Linked DNA regions of Homo sapiens: region 2 is linked to region 1. A link is an interaction called in ENCODE POLR2A ChIA-PET data of the cell type or tissue named here. Cell type or tissue: PC-3. All regions are shown on one strand. Links, peaks and the distances in the headings refer to the core of each region. The heading gives the core; the rest is flanking DNA.

What was found. Peaks named below come from ENCODE experiments on the same cell type or tissue, not always from the same donor. Only the 100,000 strongest peaks of a DNase experiment are listed, where the experiment ranks them.
Region 2: POLR2A ChIA-PET joins it to region 1 with 8 read pairs; 1 of 35 experiments calls an interaction of 5 or more read pairs at or near these places.

What each region holds. Positions count from the first base shown.
Region 1 is chr5:78,672,771-78,677,162 of GRCh38, reverse strand. All of the region lies in intron 4 of LOC124900191 (a long non-coding RNA gene), which reads left to right. Among named protein-coding and RNA genes, the nearest start is that of LHFPL2, 26 kb to the right of the region's middle. In PC-3, for the core only: no CTCF peak of the experiment used is centred there; no DNase peak of the experiment used is centred there; H3K27ac peaks cover 1,375 bases.
Region 2 is chr5:76,804,161-76,808,552 of GRCh38, reverse strand. No RefSeq gene overlaps it. Among named protein-coding and RNA genes, the nearest start is that of F2RL1, 13 kb to the left of the region's middle. RefSeq lists enhancers at 102-685, 1,850-2,431, 2,432-3,015, 3,619-4,392. In PC-3, for the core only: no CTCF peak of the experiment used is centred there; DNase peaks (open chromatin) are centred at 1,062, 2,262 and 4,022; H3K27ac peaks cover 4,000 bases.

The DNA.
Region 1 (4,392 bases), core at 77-4,076:
AGCACTTTAAAAAGTTTAGATTTTGGAGCTTTCTAGATTTTGGATTTCTGGATTAGGGATGCTCAACCTGTAACACTTCTTGGTACTTGTGTGTATTAGACTACGCCTTTGCAGTTGAAGAGCTTTGACTCCGTTTCCCTGGTTGTCACTTCCAGAAGGGCTGCCCTCTATGTGGTGTAATGAGATCTCTCATTGAGGGGAGGAATGAGGAGTTACTGCATGCTCTGCCTCAGAAGAGGAGGCCACAGTTGTCAGGCCTACTCAGCAAAGTGTCCCAGAGGCTGGTCTGCAGTCCCTGCAAGGAGGCATAGCCAACCTGGGGACTGCAGGAGGACATGTCTGGGCCCACACTACCCCACACACTGCCTGCTCCAACGACCTCTTTTGGTTTTAAGATCCAATATGCCACCATTGGAAATTCATTTGAATTGGTAGATCTCCTTTTTGAGAGGTCAAATAAGAATGAACGGGATGGCCTAGAATGCTTTTCCTGTAGCTCTTGTTATCTTACTAACCATGGTCCTATAAAAAATCAGGCAATGACTCCTGCAGAAAGCTGTTCCATTCTGGGATCATTGGTCCTTCTACGAGGCATCCTAGCCTAGTGCTGTGCTGTCACTTCCTGCTTGAGATTAGTATTCTCTGCTGGCCTCCCTGAAGGGAGGACCTGGGTATTGTTCTTTCATCGTTGTGTTTCCACTGGGCCTGACACCTGGTTTACTCTATAAATATTTGTTGAATGAGCCCAGTATCTTTGATTATAAAATGATAAAGTAATTCAGCTATAAAATGATGATGGTAATGATACCTTCCTCAGGGTATTTGTGAGTAGGAGAGGAGATAATCTACGTCAAGTTATTGGCAAACTGTAAAGCTCTATACAAATGGAAGTCTTCAGGATAACTTGCCAGGAAGCGTGAGAGGGGTTCCAGAAGAAGACACAGAAACCTCACCCACTTTCAGGATTTTCCTGAGGCCCATTCTAAGCAACTATATTTAGACCTGCACACAGAACCACACCCAAAAGGACTTTGCTCTGTCTTTCTATCAAGATCTTTGCCCTGAAAGAACCTAACCCCAAAGGTACTCCCAGAGCTTGTCATTTTCTAGAGTGAATAACCAGAGGTTAGAATAATTAGACACTAATTCTCACAGAATCTGTTTGACAAGTAGTTTGGCAGATAATTGCGTTAATTATTAAGATTAAAAGTCTAAGATGATAAGGAGCAGAAATTTGCTCATTACCCAGATAGACCAGAACAGAGTGGGAGATTGTAGGGAATTGTAGCAGAGATACCAGTTACTCCCCACCCACATCCCCTCCTCAGAGAACCCGCCTATCCTCCCCGCCTTGGCCATCCACAGCTGTCTGGACCAGAATAGAAGGCTATGGTTCAGGCCTTCTCACCTCAAAGAAGAAAAGCCATGGGAGAGCCATGCTGTTTAGATTGTTAGAGTTTGGACAGAGACACTGAGAAAGTCTGCCTTCTAAACATGAACCAGGGGGACTACATTGAGCCAGGCCTGAAGAACCGGTGCACATCAAAGCAAAGAAAGCCAGGCCATCAAAAGACACCGTGGTGAGGCCCCTCGGTCCCCACCCACCATTTCACCAGGCCCTGTCTGTGTGCCAAGCTCAACCCTCAGAAAGGATATTTCATGTAGGCTGGGTACATGAAATGTAATCCTGTAATCCCAGCACTTTGGAAGGCCAAGGCAGGTGGATCGCTAGAGGTCAGGAATTTGAGACCAGCCTGGCCAACATGATGATACCCCATCTGTACTGAAAATACAAAAAATTAGCCGGGTGTGGTGGTGTGTGCCTGTAGTCCCAGCTACTCGGGAGGCTGAGGCAGCAGAATTGCTTGAACCCGGGAGGTGGAGGTTGCAGTGAGCCGAGATCATGCCACTGCACTCCAGCCTGGGCAACAGAGAGAGACTTCATCTCAAAAAAATAAAAAATAAAATAAAATAAGGCAGAAACAAACAGAAAAAATAACGGTGTTACTTATGGTGAATGCTAGAGTATACAGCAATGAACCAATACAGGGCTTCCAAATCAGTAAAGAGGAAGTCAAACTGTCACTGTTAGCTGACAATATGATCATTTACTTTGAAAACCCTAAAGACTCCTCCAGAAAGCTCCTAGAACTGATAAAAGAATTCATCAAAGTTTCCAGATACAAGATTAACGTACACGAATCAGTAGCTCTTCTATACATGAACAATGACTAAGCAGAGAATCAAATCAAGAGCTCAACCCCTTTTACAATAGCTGAAAAAAACAAACAAACAAAAAAAAAACTTAGGAATATACCTAACCAAGGAGTCAAAAACCTCCACAAGGAAAACTACAAAACACTGCTGAAAGAAATCATAGACGACATGAACAAATGGAAACACATCCCATGCTCATGATGGGTACAATCAATATTGTGAAAATGACCATACTGCCAAAAGCAATCTACAAATTCAATGCAATCCCCATCAAAATACCACTATCATTCTTCACAGAATTAGAAAAAACACTTCTAAAATTCATATGGAACCAAAAAAGAGCCCGCATAGCCTAAGCAAGACTAAGCAAAAAGAACAAATCTGGAGGCATCACACTACCTGATTTCAAACTATGCTATAAGGCCATAGTCACCAAAACAGCATGGTACTGGTGCAAATATAGGCACATAGACCAATGGAATAGAATAGAGAACCCAGAAATGAACCCAAATACAGCCAACTGATCTTCGACCAAGCAAACAAAAACAAAATGGGGAAAGGACACCCTTTTCAGCAAATAGTGCTGGGACAATTGGCAAGCCACATGTAGGAGAATAAGAATCTCTCACCTTATACAAAAATCAACTCAAGATGGATCAAAGACTTAAACCTAAGACCTGAAACTATAAAAATTCTAGAAGATAACATTGGAAAAACCCTTCTAGACTTTGGCTTTGGCAAGGATTTCATGACCAAGAACCCAAAAGCAAATGCAATAAAAACAAAGATAAATAGCTGGGACCTAATTAAACTGAAGAGCTTTTGCACAGCAAAAGGAACAGTCAGCAGAGTAAACAGACAACCCACAGAGTGGGAGAAAAGTCATCAAAATCTATACATCTGACAAAGGACTAATATCAAGAATCCACAGTGAACTCAACCAAATGAGTAAGAAAAAAACAAACAATACCATCAAAAAGTAGGTTAAGGACATGAATAGACAATTCTCAAAAGAAAATATACAAATGGCCAACAAACATGAAAAAATGCTCAATGTCATTAATGATGAGGGAAATGCAAATCAAAATCACAATGCAGTACCACCTCAGTCCTGCCAGAATGGCCATAATCAAAAAAGAGTAGATGTCGGCATGGATGCGGTAAACAGGGAACACTTTTACACTGCTGGTGGGAATGTAAACTAGTACAGCTGCTATGGAAAACAGTGTGGCGATTCCTTAAATAACTAAAAGTAGAACTACCATTTGATCCAGCAATCCTGCTTCCCAGAGGAAAACAAGTCATTATTCAAAAAAGACACTTGCACACACATGTTTATAGCAGCACAATTCAGCAAAAATCATGGAACCATGATTATATATATTATGTATATATATACCATGATTATATATATATTTTATATATATACCATGATTACATATTTTATATATATATATGAGATCAAGCTGCCCTTTCTATTTTTCTATGCGCCCACTTATGTCTTGAAGGTCTCATTCTTCAGGAGATCTTGCAGAGCCAGTAGACATTGCTGAGCATCTAACTTGTCCCAAGGGGCTTTCTTGATTCTAGAGAGAATAGAACACTATGATACGTTCTGAATAACAGTGGGAAGGGCTTGAAAAAGGGATTTTTAATTTTCAGGGAGGAAAGATTATGTTGTGTAAATATAATATGTATTTTCTTTTGGATAATGCATTTGCTCATACACACACACACACACACACACACACACACACACACACACACACCATGGAATACTATGCAGCCTTAAAAAGGAATGAATTAAACAGCATTTGCAGTGATCTGGATGAGATTAGAGACTAATATTCTAAGTAAAGTAACTCAGAAATGGAAAACCAAACATCATGTTTTCTCACTACTATGTAGGAGCTAAGCTATGAGGACGCAAAGGCGTAAGAATGATACAGTGGACTTTGGGGACTTAGGGGGAAGGCTGAAAGAGGAGCGAGGGATAAAAGACTACAAATATGGTGTAGTGTATACTGCTCGGGTGATGGGTGTACCAAAATCTCACAAATCGCCACTAAAGAACTTATGCATGTAACCAAATGCCACCTGTACCCCAATAACTTATGGAAAATAAAAAATAAAAATAAATTTAAAAAAACAAGCCAGAAACAAATAAACAGAAAA
Region 2 (4,392 bases), core at 212-4,211, 1.9 Mb after region 1:
AGACAAAGGCCTGTGAGAAGGGGTGGTAAGGAGAGGAAGCAGAGGCAGAGGGGCTTGTAGAACTCAGAGTGTCGGGATATGATAAGAAAGATAACTGAGGGCCACACAGGCCGAGAGAGATGAGTTAAAACAGGTGGGTTCCTGGCAATTTAAGGACAGCTGGTGGGAATGTGGAAGAAGGAGGGTCTGTGAAATCTCTGGGAAGAAGGGTAGGGCAGTAATTCCCAGCTGCTTGGGCCCACAGAAACCAGTTTGGTCCTGCTGTTCAGCTTTTGTAACTGTTCATTAGCATATGAAGGAACTGCCTGCAGAACGCACCCTGGGTCTTTGGAGCTTTGCTGTGTATGCTGGGCCAGGGGTGGGGGCAGGGAGTGAAATGGCTCCAACATCTGCCTGATTTCCTGAATCCAGATCCACCACCAATTCTGGACTCAATAAGAAGGGACTGAATCTCTGTTCCTTTCCCAGCTAAAGCCAAAATTTGTTCTATTTACAATACTTCTCAAGTCCTCAGCTGCTTCTATAATTGGTCTAATACAGAGAGCATAATAATTTTGGAAGGAAAAAATTTTAACAGGTATGGGGAACACAATGAATGGACTAACAACTCTCACTTAATCTTCACTATATCTTATGAAATATAGACAATTCATATCTTCTTGTTAGAAATAACATGATTCAGAAGGGGCTTCAGGAAGCAGATGCCAAACTCTTGACCTTAAGTGGAAGCATTTCTTGCATGTAACGCTAAATGGTTGTGTTATCAGAGCTTCCCTGAATTTTCAGCATACGAAGAAAAATATTAGGTGCTTATTTCTTTGGGGGGAGAATTCAGGCCAATTTTTGACTTTAGAGCCTAATGATGGCAGTCATTCAAGTTTTGGTTCTTGAAAAATTGCAGCCAGGCACTACCTCGTCTGAGAGGTAGAAAGAGGTCGTGGAAGAGTCTGGAGTTGAAAGTGCATACAGTCTCTGTTGTGTTCTGCCAGCTCTAATGCCCAGTCACTTACAACCACATTTCAGCCCAGCTATTCTGAAAGGAAACTCACTTTAGAAATGCAAATGACTCACCAAAGAGTGAGGAATTTTAGTGTCTGACAAGTGAAGTGTGTAGCTTTGAAGACTGGGAGACCTCTGTGTTCTCCCAGGAATACCTCCCAGGGTTGTTGTTGAAGCCAAAGGAGATCAGAACTCTAAATGGGCTTGGTAACGTGGAAGGTACTAAAGGAACTTTTATTTTTATTGCAAAAGTGTTGAGTTTTGAATAGCTCGGGGCCCACTGAACTTAGCCTGTGGAAAAGACAGGTTGTGTAAAGACTCTATTTCATTGGCCAGGATACACAACCTTGGTCTAGAGCTACTCCTATTCTTTTTTTTTTTAATTGTTATTTTTTATTTTTAATAGAGTATAGTGGCATGTTATAGTCCACTGCAGCCTCAAAATCCTGGACTCAAGTGAATCCCCCACCTCAACCTTGAGGTATGCACCACAACACCCAGCTAATGCTTCTATTCTTTTCTTTTCCTTTTTTTTTTTTTTTTTTTTTTTTTTTTTTTTTTTTTTTTTGAGACAGAGCCTTGCTCTATCGCCCAGGCTGAAGTGCAGTGGTGCGATCTCGGCTCACTGCAAGCTCCGCCTCCCGGGTTCACGCCATTCTCCTGCCTCAGCCTCCAGAGTAGCTGGGACTACAGGCGCCCGCCACCACGCCCGGCTAATTTTTTTGTATTTTTAGTAGAGACGGGGTTTCGCCGTGTTAGCCAGGATGATCTCGATCTCCCGACCTCGTGATCCGCCCGCCTCGGCCTCCCAAAGTGCTGGGATTACAGGCTTGAGCCACCGCACCCGGCCTGCTTCTATTCTTAACATCTGATTTTCAGTCTCTACCCCCCATCACTCCCCACCTCTCTGCCCATATTGAGCAGCTCCTTTCTTGGGAGTGGTCCTGTGCTGGATTGAGTTTAGCCAAGGAGACTGCTGCTGCACAGCTCAAAGAAAACCGACCTGCTCACTCCAACAGGAAAGTCCTGGGGGTCAAAGTAAAAGCATCAAAGACTAAGTTAGCGGTGGATGAGCCAAAAGAGGAGGGAGCTATGAAGAGGAGGATGGGAAGAGAAACCAAGATGCAAGATACTACAGAAGTGCGATGCAAATTGCTTATTACTCAGTGCCCAGCAGGCTCCCTAAACAGTCTTCAAAGCTACAGCTGGCTTGTCAGATGCTAAAATCCCTTCTTCCTTGGTGAGTCATATGAGACAAAGTAGCAAATGTTAAGAAGTCATGTTTGCTCATTTCTGCTTGCTTAATTTCTCGAAGCTCCTGACTCTGTGTCTACACACAGCTCTCTGGAAAGATGCTTAGAAGACAAAACAGGACATCTCTTGCCTGAGTCACTATATTCCTTAAAAGATAAATGACCGCAGTGTTTGTCTTTGCCTACACATAAGATAACCTCTGACAAGGTCAGTGATGATGCCTCTGTAATCTATAACCAGTTGTGCTCTTACACCGAAACGTCAATGTGATTCTGCTTGAATGCAACTTCTGAGCAAGTCTCATGTGACTTTGAACATATTGAACCCCCACCGCCTGTATATGGGCCATGGGCTGAGATACTGTGCCCCAGCAGTCTCATAGAACTGCTCCTGGGCTACAGGCCTTGGTCTATAGCCCTCAGTAAGACTTCTGAATAAAACTAACTTTAAATCTTTAAAAGCTTTTGTTGTTTTTTTTTTCCATTGACAGTCATTTCCATCCTCAAAGGGAGTTTTATATCAGAATAACTGAGTTGGACAGAATAACAAAGGCAACTTAGCCACACTGGCTAAGAGCTGGGACTCCTGGGCAAAACTGCTTGGGTTGGAATCTCAACTCCATTGTTTATGAGCTGTGTGACCTTGGGCAAATTTGCCTCTCTGTGCCTCAGTTTTTTTTATCTGTAAATCAGGGTTGATATTAATCATACCTAGTTCTTAGGTTTTTTTTTTTTTTTCTTTATTTTGAGACAGAGTCTTGCTCTGTCACCCAGGCTGGAGTGCAATGGCATAATCTTGGTTAACTGCAACCTCCACCTCCCAGGCTCAAGCGATTCTCCTGCCTCAGCCTCCCAAGTAACTGGGATTACAGGCACATGCCACCGCGCCCAGCTAATTTTTGTATTTTTAGTAGAGATGGGGTTTCACCATGTTGCCCAGGCTGGTCTTGAACTCCTGACCTCAGGTAATCCACCCGCCTCAGCCTCCCAAAGTGCTGGGATTACAGGAGTGAGCCACTGCATCTAGCAGTTCTTAGATTATTATACTAATAACAGGAGTTAATATTTGTAGGGTGCCTAAAACAGGGTCTGGCACACAGTTTCATTAAAGTAGGTTTTTAAAACCTATTATTGTGGCCAGGTGTGGTGGCTCACGCCTGTAATCCCAGCCCTTTGGGAGGCCGAGGTGGGCAGATTAGCTGAGGTCTGGAGTTCGAGACCAGCCTGACCAACATGGAGAAACCCCATCTCTACTAAGAATACAAAATTAGCCGGTCGTGGTGGCACATGCCTGTAGTCCCAGCTACTTGGGAGGCTGAGGCAGGAGGATCGCTTGAACCCGGGAGGCGGAGGTTGCAGTGAGCCAAGATCGGGCCATTGCACTCCAGATTGGGCAATAAGAGTGACAATCCGTCTCAAAAAAAAAAAAAAAGAAACCTTTTACTGTTATTATTTCATTAATGCATCTCCATGACTAGATAAAAGCTCTGAGAGCAGAGGCTCGGTCTGGGTTTGCTTATAATTGCGTATCCAGTGCTTAGCACAGCGTGTGGTAAGTACCCAACTATTTGTCTTATGAACAAATGGACAAAGGGAACCTCCCGAACCATTCCCAGATTCAGACCACAGAAAAGGGTCTGAGCTCCATCCTCACGCCTCCAGGAAGTAAAAAGTCATTCCCACGCATCCAAGAAGTAAAAAGTCACACCTACTAACAGTCGACAATGCTGGAGAAGTAACCCCACCAGCAATGCCGTGACACTGCTCCCATTCTCAGACCCTTGGACTTCTCCTTGTCGTCACCACACAGGATGTGTTCACCACACAGGGGCCCAGCTCTTATTGACTTGGCCGAAGGCTTGGCCTCTGAGTCAGGAGTTTCTGTCCAGTTTCAGGTGTGGGCCAAGTATCGCCTTGTCCTTGGTCTCCCACACTCTTGTGAGAGTGGGCAGAGGGTGTCCCACACTCTTGGGAGAGCTGGTGGGCAGAGGGCCGGCCTCCCCTCTCTGGCCTCCCCAGACACCTGGGAGCTGTCTGCAGAGGCTTGGGGTGAATGTATGTGTAATAAAGAGAGAGCCCTAGCCCAAAGTTTGTTACTATTATAAAGATGTTGGCTTCTCTTCCCAACTGTCAAAGTGAA